2 separate regions of the Homo sapiens genome follow, and region 1 is linked to region 2. A link is a contact called in ENCODE Hi-C data. All regions are on one chromosome and are shown on one strand. The core of a region is the stretch at or near the end of the contact, and the rest is flanking DNA. Distances in the headings are between cores, read along the strand shown. Region 1 has its middle 17 kb from the start of MIR4453. Region 2 has its middle 17 kb from the start of LRBA.

Region 1 (4,475 bases), core at 528-3,027, 1.5 Mb before region 2:
TCTCTTTCCTATGAAGGTATATTTTTTCCTTAGCAATTAGCAAGCAATCTGTGTGCTGTGCTTTAACCACAAGTGAATATCTTGTTTGGCATTTACTTTTTCCTAACAGTTTTAGTGTCCATTGGTAATCCTTGCCTAAATTGATTATTCCATTGTTTGTTTGTTTGTTTGTTTGTTTTAAAAAAGGATTGATTTTAAACATTCTGTTATTTCTTCTCGATGCATTAGCTGTTTTCTTCTTAGGCAATTGAAACCGAAAAGTTTTTGAATGGAACAACTTTTTCATGTTTGATTCCCTTGACAAATTCATATTTGCTTCTTATGGCTCCACTCAATTAACCTCTCTTCTCAAATTCTAATAATTTCCTTCTCCTTCCTAACTTCCTAGTCACAGAGGCTGTTTTCAAACTATATTGCAAATATCACTTTTTTTCATTCACTCATTCGTTCTAAATTTTTTTTGTGTCCATACTATGTCTTAGGCACTGTTCTGGGTATAAGGATGTATTATAGTGGCAAATAAATCAGATGAAGTCCCTGGCCTATATTCTAGTGGAAGTGGAGAGACAGATAAGAAAATAAATATAAATATTGGCTAGGCGCGGTGGCTCACGCCTATAATCCCAGCTCTTTGGGAGGCCAAGGCAAGTGGATTACTTGAGGTCAGGAGTTTGAGACCAGCCTGGGCAACATGGTGAAACCTTGTCTCTACCACAAATACAAAAAATTAGCCAGGCATGGTGGTGCGCACCTGTGGTTCCAGCTACTCAGGAGGCTGAGGTGGGAGGATTGCTTGAGCTCAGGAAGCAGATGTTGCAGTGAGCCAAGATCACACCACTGCACTGCGCTCCAGCCTGGGCAACAGCGCCAGACCCTGTCTCAGAAAAAAAAAAAAAAAAAAAGAGAGAAAGAAAGACAAAGAAAAGAAATAGAAATATAATAGAATGACAGGTAGAAGTAAAAGAAAGCAGCTGAAGAGGACGGGCAATGATGAGGAAAGGTGATGAAGCTATTTTAGACAGGAAGTCATTGGAACATGTATAGCTGACAGCCATCAGTGCCCTGCCCACATCCCCCAGGTCCTTTGGGATGATCTAGTATAAGCCAGTGTTACTGGAAGCATCTGTGACTCTCTGCCTGTGGCCCAAGGGCTTCTTTCTGTCTCTGTGGCAGGTCCATGCTGGGGGAACAGCTCTTACCCAAGGGCAAATGGGAGTTGAAAGACAAACACCCCAGCTTTCCTGCCCCCCGCTGGGTGGGAAAATTTTGATGTGTATTCCACATCTCCCAGAGGTTTTTGGTGGGACTGAGCCCCAATTGTTCTCAGTGGGTAACTTGGCGATTAAATATTCTGCTGGCCTCTTTCCTTTGCTGGCTCAAGTCTTCACTACTCTACTAGTTCTTCCTGGTACATTTTACACTTCAAACATACCACTTGTACTCAAATCCTTAGTTTTGGAGGAACCTAGCCTAAGTCAGGAAGTCTTAGGAATGGCCCAAGGCAGAAGACCCTCAGAATGAGATTCTAGCATTGGGTCACTTGCTGGCCAACAAAGAGCAGGTCAACAAAAACCCCATCACTGTTAGTAAGTGGGGCAGTGATGATCTCTGGAGTGCTATAGCATCACTATTACTAAGAGTCTTGCCTGTGATTAACTGCGGTAGTGTGTAGGTGGCGGGGAAATGCACTGGCTGATAGAGTAGCTCTTGAACTGAAAGATACAGGGACAATGATAATTATGAGAACTGTGGAGCTGGTTGCTTGTTGTTAACTGCTAGAGAAGCCACAAAGGAAGGAAATAGCAGGCTCAGGTGAGGTAATCATTGACTTAGAGCATGGGTTAAAAGCCAGAAATCTTTCATGGCATCATTTAAAGGGAGTCTCATCTGTAGACAGAGGGTAGAATGAGCTGAAGAATAAGACCCCAAGTTTGATCTTAAATACAACAGAGCTAAAAAGGAGACTGAGTTCACAGCCCACCAGCTTTCTTTCTTTCTCTTTCTTTTCTTCTTTCTTTCCTTCTTTCTTTCTTTTTCTTTCTTTCTCTTTCTTTCTTTCTTTCTCTCTCTCTCTCTCGCTCTCTTTCTTTCTCTTTCTTTCTTTCTTTCTTTCTTTCTTTCTTTCTTTCTTTCTTTCTTTCTTTTTTTTCAGGGTCTCACTTTGCCACCTAGGCTGGAGAGCAGTGGTGCGAACATGCCTCACTGCAGCCTCAACCTCCTGGGCTCAAGTGATCTATCTACTCTCACCTCAGGCCTCCAAGTAGCTGGGACTATAGGCATGCACCACCATGCTCAGCTGATTTTTTTTTTTTTTCATAGAGACGAGGTTTCACCATGTTTCCCAAGCTAGTCTCCAACTCCTGGCTCAAGCAGTCCACCCACCTCAGCCTCCTAAAGTGTTTGGATTACAGGTATGAGCCACTGTGCCCAGCCCCCAAATTTCTAATGCTAAAGCAAGGGACCTGAAAAAGGAGAGGGGCCCTGAGAGTTCCGATGGAGATATTTGGGTAGATGGGCTCAAGGACCTTAAAACCCCAGATTCCTCTTAAAACTGAGAGTGAGAATACTCTGGAGCCTTTCTCCTTGCTAGGAGAAATCAGACTTCTGGTGCTCGGAGACTATGCCAAGGCCTCACGTAGCAAGGGCAAATGCCTTGCAGGATGATGCTTGTCTCTAAGATCCATCCCTACCTCTCTTCATTTCTTCTAGACCAATAATGAGAAATCTTATTATGAGCCAAGCGAGGAAATACTGTTATGTGAAGAAAGGGGTTATTCACCAAAAGCACTGCAAAACCTGGCAAATAGGTACTAGCAGGAAGTGGGAGAACTCTCCTGGAAATGAATCTTAAAGGTGCCAAATCAGGGAGGGCAGAATATAAGACTGAATAGTGGACAGTTTGTTAATACAGGTGTATTATTCAGTGACACGGGACTCACTATCCTGGTAGAATGCCCAGAACTGTACCTAATACATTGCAGAAACAGCTCCTTGAAACTTGAAAATAATGATCAGATGGAGATGCTGGAACTTCTTAGAAGAGAGATGAAGAAGAGGTCAGCAAGTTCAAAGAGATTAGAAGTAAGAATGCATTTTTTTTTTTTGAGACACGGTTTCACTCTGTCACCCAGGCTGGAGTGCAGTGGCACAATCTCAGCTCACTGCAGTCTTGACTTGCTGGGCTCAAGCGATCCTCCCACCTCAGCCCTCTGAGCAGTTGGGACTACAGGCATGCACTACCGTGCCCAGCTAAGTTTTGTATTTTTTGTAGAAATGGGGTTTTGCCATGTTGCTCAGACTGGTCTTGAACTTCTGGGCTCAAGCAATCTACCCACCTCAGCCTCCCAAATCCCAATCCCTCAGCTGGGATTACTGGTGTGAACCACGGCACCTGGCCAAGAATGCATTTACTATGTAACACCAGAGAACCCACCAGCCAACAATGTTCCCTGGGAGGTCCTAGAGGACACTCCCTTATTAAAGTGATAAGCAATATGCTAGTATATTCTGAGAAGCTCAGAACTGCTTGTCCTCTAGATCAAGATTGATGGTAAGAAATGCCCCAGAGTAAATGGGAATAACAGAATTCTAGCGGCCAGGTTGGTGGTACTAGACCATCAGAGGCCCTGGCAATATAATTATGGTTACGTGTATCAGCCTGAATAAGTTAGGAACCTAATATTGAGTAGGAAACAAGTGAATCCCAGCAGAACACATGAGTCATTCAGATTTTGAAAATATGCAAAATGCCTTTTGGCTCTCTGAGCAGCAAGAACAAGTGCCTCACGAAAGGCAGCAAAAGGGGAACCAAGAAGAAAGTGGTTGATCTATTTTCTTTTTTTTTATTTTTGAGACGCAGTCTTGCTCTGTCACCAGGCTGGAGTACAGTGGCGTGATCTTGGCACACTGCAACCTCTGCCCTCCGGGTTCAAGCGATTCTCCTGCCTCAGCCTCCCGAGTAGCTGAGACTACAGGTGAGCGCCACCATGCCCAGCTAATTTTTGTATTTTTAGTAGAGACGGGGTTTCACCACGTTGGCCTAGATGGTCTCGATCTCTTGACCTCGTGATCCACCCACCTTGGCCTCCCAAAGTGCTGGGATTACAGGCATGAGCCACCATGCCCGGCCTAGTTGATCTAGTTTCTAAGAAAGACTGGTATGATGTGAAAGCACCTGCTATGTTCAACATAAGAAATATTGGAAAGACACTAGTCACCAGCACTGAAGGAACCAAAATTGCATCAGATGGCCTCAAGGGTCGTGTGTTTGAAATGAGTCTTGCTGATCTGCAAAATTATGAAGTTGCATTTAGAAAATTCAAGCTGATTACTTAAGGTGTCCAGGAAAAACTGCCTAACTTCCATAGCATGGATCTTACCTGTGGCAGAATGTGTTCCATGGTCAAAAAATGGCAGACATGATTGAAGCTCATGTTGATGTCAAGACTACTGACGGTTACTTGCTTTGTCTATTC
Region 2 (4,121 bases), core at 1,170-3,669:
ATTCTCCTGCCTCAGCCTCTCGAGTAGCTGGGACTACAGGCATGCGCCACGACGCTGGCTAATTTTTGTATTTTTAGTAGAGATGGGGTTTCACCATGTTGGCCAGGCTGGTCTCGAACTCCTGACCTCAAGTGATCCACCTGCCTTGGCCTTTCAAAGTGCTGGGATTATAGGTGTAAGCCACCGCGCCCAGTCTAGAAAAACTTTTATAATTTTTTTCAAGAAATGTAAAATACAGCCGGGCATGGTGGCTCATGCCTATAATCCCAGCACTTTGGGAGGCTTAGGCAGGCAGATTACTTGAGTTCAAGAGTTCAAGACCAGCCTGGCCAACATGGCAAAACCCCGTCTCCACTAAACATACAAAAAATTAGTCGGGCATGGTAGCAGTCACCTGTAATCACAGCTACTTGGGAGGCTGAGGCTGAGGCAGGAGAATCGCTTGAACCCGAGAGGCGGAGGTTGCAGTGAGCAGAGATCGTGCCATTGCACTCCAGCCTGGGTGACGAGAGTGAAACTCCGTCTCAAAAAAAAAAAAAAAAAGAGTAAAATACGGTCATGCCTTAATTATTCTAATAATGGCTTACATTTATTAAGCAATAATTGCTTTTGGAGTATCATGGTAAGTGCTTTACCTGTAATCCTCACCATGGGTATTCTTAGTATAGACTTTTTTTCCTTTTTTGAGGGGGGCGGGGACAGGGTCTTGCTCTGTCATCCAGGCTGGAGTGCAGTGGTGCCATCTCAACTCACTACAGCCTCAGCCTCCTGGGCTCAAGTGATCTTCCCACCTCACCCTCCCAAGCAGCTGGGACTACAGGTGTGCATCACCATGAGTGGCTAATTTTTGTATTTATTTTAAAGACGGGGTCTCCCTATGTTGCCCTAGCTGGTCTTGAACTCTTGAACTCAAGTGATCTGCCCACCTCAACCTCTCAAAGTGCTGGAATTATAAGTGTGAGCCACCATGCCTGGCACTCTTAGTATAGTTGTTTTATAGGTGAGGAAACTGAAACTTCAATAATTTGTTCAATAATTTCTCATAAATACACAGCCAGTAGGTCATGGTAGTAGCACCAGATGTGTTAGGTGCTAAAGGCTATGCTGGTAACTAGTACATAATTTTATGATGTTTATAATAGCAAAACATCAGGAAAAAACTTGAATTTAAATAACAGAAGATTGCTTAAATTGATTTATTATGGTTTAGTCATATATTAATATACAGTTATTATATTATATACAATTAATATTTAAACACAAGTGGCCACGCAGTGTCTCATGCCTATAATCTTAGCACTTTAGGAGTCCAAGGCAGGTGGGTCACTTGAGGTCAAGGGTTCGAGACCAGCCTGGCCAACATGGCGAAACCTCGTCTCTACTAAAAATTCAAAAATTAGCTGGGTGTGGTGATGGGTGCTTGTAGTCCCAGCTACTCAGGAGGCTGAGGCAGGAGAATCACTTGAACCTGGGAGGCAAAGGTTGCAGTGAGCCAAGATTGCACCACTGCACTCCAGCCTGAGCGACAGAGCAAGACTCCATCTCAAAAAACAAAACAAAACAAAACAAAGAACCAAAAAAACCCCAAAATTCCACAAGTGACATGGAAAATGTTAATGATATATTTTTACGTGAAAAAAAAGCAGGGCACAGTATGTTTGGCATAATCTCAATTCTGTAATCCACATCCATTTAGTGGGAAGACAAACATACAGCAAATGAGTGTTGCAATTATGGGTGGTTTTTTTTTTTTTTTTTTTTGAGACAGAGTCTCACTCTGTCGCCCAGGCTGGAGTGCAGTGGCGCCATCTCAGCTCACTGCAACCTCCGCTTCCCAGGTTTAAGCGATTCTCCTGCCTCAGCCTCCTGAGTAGCTGAGACTACGGGTGCGCACCACTGTGCCCAGCTAATTTTTTTTTCTTTTGTTTAGAGATGGGTTTTTACCATGTTGGCCAGGCTGGTCTCAAACTCCTGACCTCGTGATCTGCCTACCTTTGCCCCCGAACATGCTGGGATTACAGGCGTGAACCACCGCGCCCGGGCCCCTTGGGTGTGTTTTTTTCTTTCATTTTTGAGCTTTTCTACATTTCCCAAACTTCCTTCAATTAACACGCATTACTTTTGCAATTATGTAAGATCTCTCAATGTTATTTAAAGCAGAGGTAAGAAATATAGTTAAGGGAAATAAATGTACCGTCATCAATTTCCTGACATATAACGAACATTTTGTGGGGAAAGGTGGAGGGGAAAACAGCATGTGAATGTCGCTGTAGCACAAATACATGCTCTTTCCCAGGTGCAGTCACCAGTACAGATATGTCTCATAACTTTCCATTAGCAATTATCATACTAACCAGGGGCATGAGTAAGCACAATCACATCCTGATCATTTTCCTCCTTCTTGAGTCACTTTCCTCCCCTGGCTTCCCTAACTCCACATTCCTATTTTCTGTTTACCACATTGGCCTCTCCTTTCTCAATCTCCTAGTTCCTTCTCCTCTAAGCACCCCTATTTACCTTTCAAAGAGCCCCAGGCTTGGTCTTGAGTCTCCTCTACCATCTAACACAGAGAAAAAGAAAATTAAAATACCTCCCAGAGCCTGGCCAATGGCAAGCAAGTGAAGCTACTCATTGATTTCACTGCTAGTCCTCTTCTAGCTCAACTCCCGTCAGGAACACCTCAGTCACGGGTGTATTCTCCCCACTTGCTCAAGTCAAAAACCTAGAAGCCATCTTTTGTTTCTCCCTTTTTTTTTTTTTTTTGGAGACCGAGTCTCGCTCTGTCGCCCAGGCTGGAGTGCAGTGGAATGATCTCGGCTCACTGCAAGCTCCGCCTTCCGGGTTCACGCCATTCTCCTGCCTCAGCCTCCCGAGTAGCCGGGACTACAGGCGCCCGCCACTGCGCCCAGCTAATTTTTTGTATTTTTAGTAGAGACGGGGTTTCACCGTGGTCTCGATCTCCTGACCTCGTGATCCGCCCCCCTCTGCCTCCCAAAGTGCTGGGATTACAGGCGTGAGCCACCGCGCCCGGCCTTGTTTCTCCCTTTTCACTCTTCCTCACTCCCTCATGTCCAAAACAGTAACAAATCCCGTTGGTGCTCTTTACTTTTCTTTCTTTCTTTTTTTCTTTCTTCTTTTTTTTTTTTTTGGTAGAGATGGGGTTTTCAAAATATATCTTTTTTTTTTTTTTTTTTTGAGACAGGGTCTCACTCTGTTGCCCAGCCTTGAGTGCAGTGGCACCATCTTGGCTGACTGCAGCCTCGACCTCCTGGGTTCAAGTGATTCTCCCACCTCAGCCTCCTGAGTAGCTGGGACTACCGGCTGGCGCCATCACACCTGGCTAATTTTTGTTTTTTTTTTGTAGAGACAGGGGTTTCTCCATGTTGCCCAGGCTGGTCTTGAACTCGTGAATTCAAGTGATCTGCCCACCTCTGCCTCCCAAATTGCTGAGATTACAGGTGTGAGCCCCAGCGCCCGGCAAAATATATCTTGAATCCTTTTCTTTTTCTTTTCAGCCTCCACCTTGCTTAGACTATTTAAGTGTTGTCCTAAATGGTCTCTTTGCTTTTATTCTTGCCTGATCACCATCTGTTCTTCACACACAGCCAGCCAGTTGCACTCATCTCTGCATTTGGAATTGAAACCTTAGGGGATATGGCTGTGGTCTTCTTTCATTCTTCCTATTGCAAGGTTAATATTTACCAAGCTTGCTGAATTATCACAATTCCAAGTTAAATTAGTAGTACCAAAAAAACAGTGAATTCACTTTGGTTTCCAAATATTTAATAGTCAAATGTTTGGGAACATAAAAAAAAAACAAAAAGGAAAAGAACAGTAATATTAATTTGCTCAATTGTTCTGTTCACCTTGTATGCCACCACCTTGGTTAATTGGTTAATAATGGCTGAGGGTGAATTAGAAAAAGAGGAAAATTACATTCTTTTTTTTTTTTTTGGAGATGGAGTTTAGCTCTTGTTGCCCAGGCTGGAGTGCAATGGCGCGATCTCGGCTCACTGCAACCTCCGCCTCCCAGATTCAAGCAATTCTCTTGTCTCTGCCTCCTGAGTAGCTGGGATTGCAGGCACATGTCACCACGCCCGGCTAATTTTTGTAATTTTAGT

Evidence for each region. Hi-C counts contacts between places; a loop is a spot of excess contacts on that map. Pooled maps may share reads with other maps.
Region 1: a map with no recorded cell type shows a loop between it and region 2 (15-fold over the local background). The contact joins two enhancer-like sites. A Hi-C loop is called at or near these places in 2 of 37 single-sample maps with no recorded cell type and 2 of 50 pooled maps.

The regions. Positions count from the first base shown.
Region 1 is chr4:152,551,658-152,556,132 of GRCh38, reverse strand. It overlaps the pseudogene RPS3AP18. Among named protein-coding and RNA genes, the nearest start is that of MIR4453, 17 kb to the right of the region's middle. RefSeq lists enhancers at 1,339-1,488, 3,723-3,932. Within about 2 kb of position 1,777, at least 5 of the 41 ENCODE cell types and tissues checked have a DNase peak (open chromatin) inside an H3K27ac peak, as active enhancers do.
Region 2 is chr4:151,030,414-151,034,534 of GRCh38, reverse strand. No RefSeq gene overlaps it. Among named protein-coding and RNA genes, the nearest start is that of LRBA, 17 kb to the right of the region's middle. RefSeq lists an enhancer at 2,328-2,607. Within about 2 kb of position 2,419, at least 4 of the 41 ENCODE cell types and tissues checked have a DNase peak (open chromatin) inside an H3K27ac peak, as active enhancers do.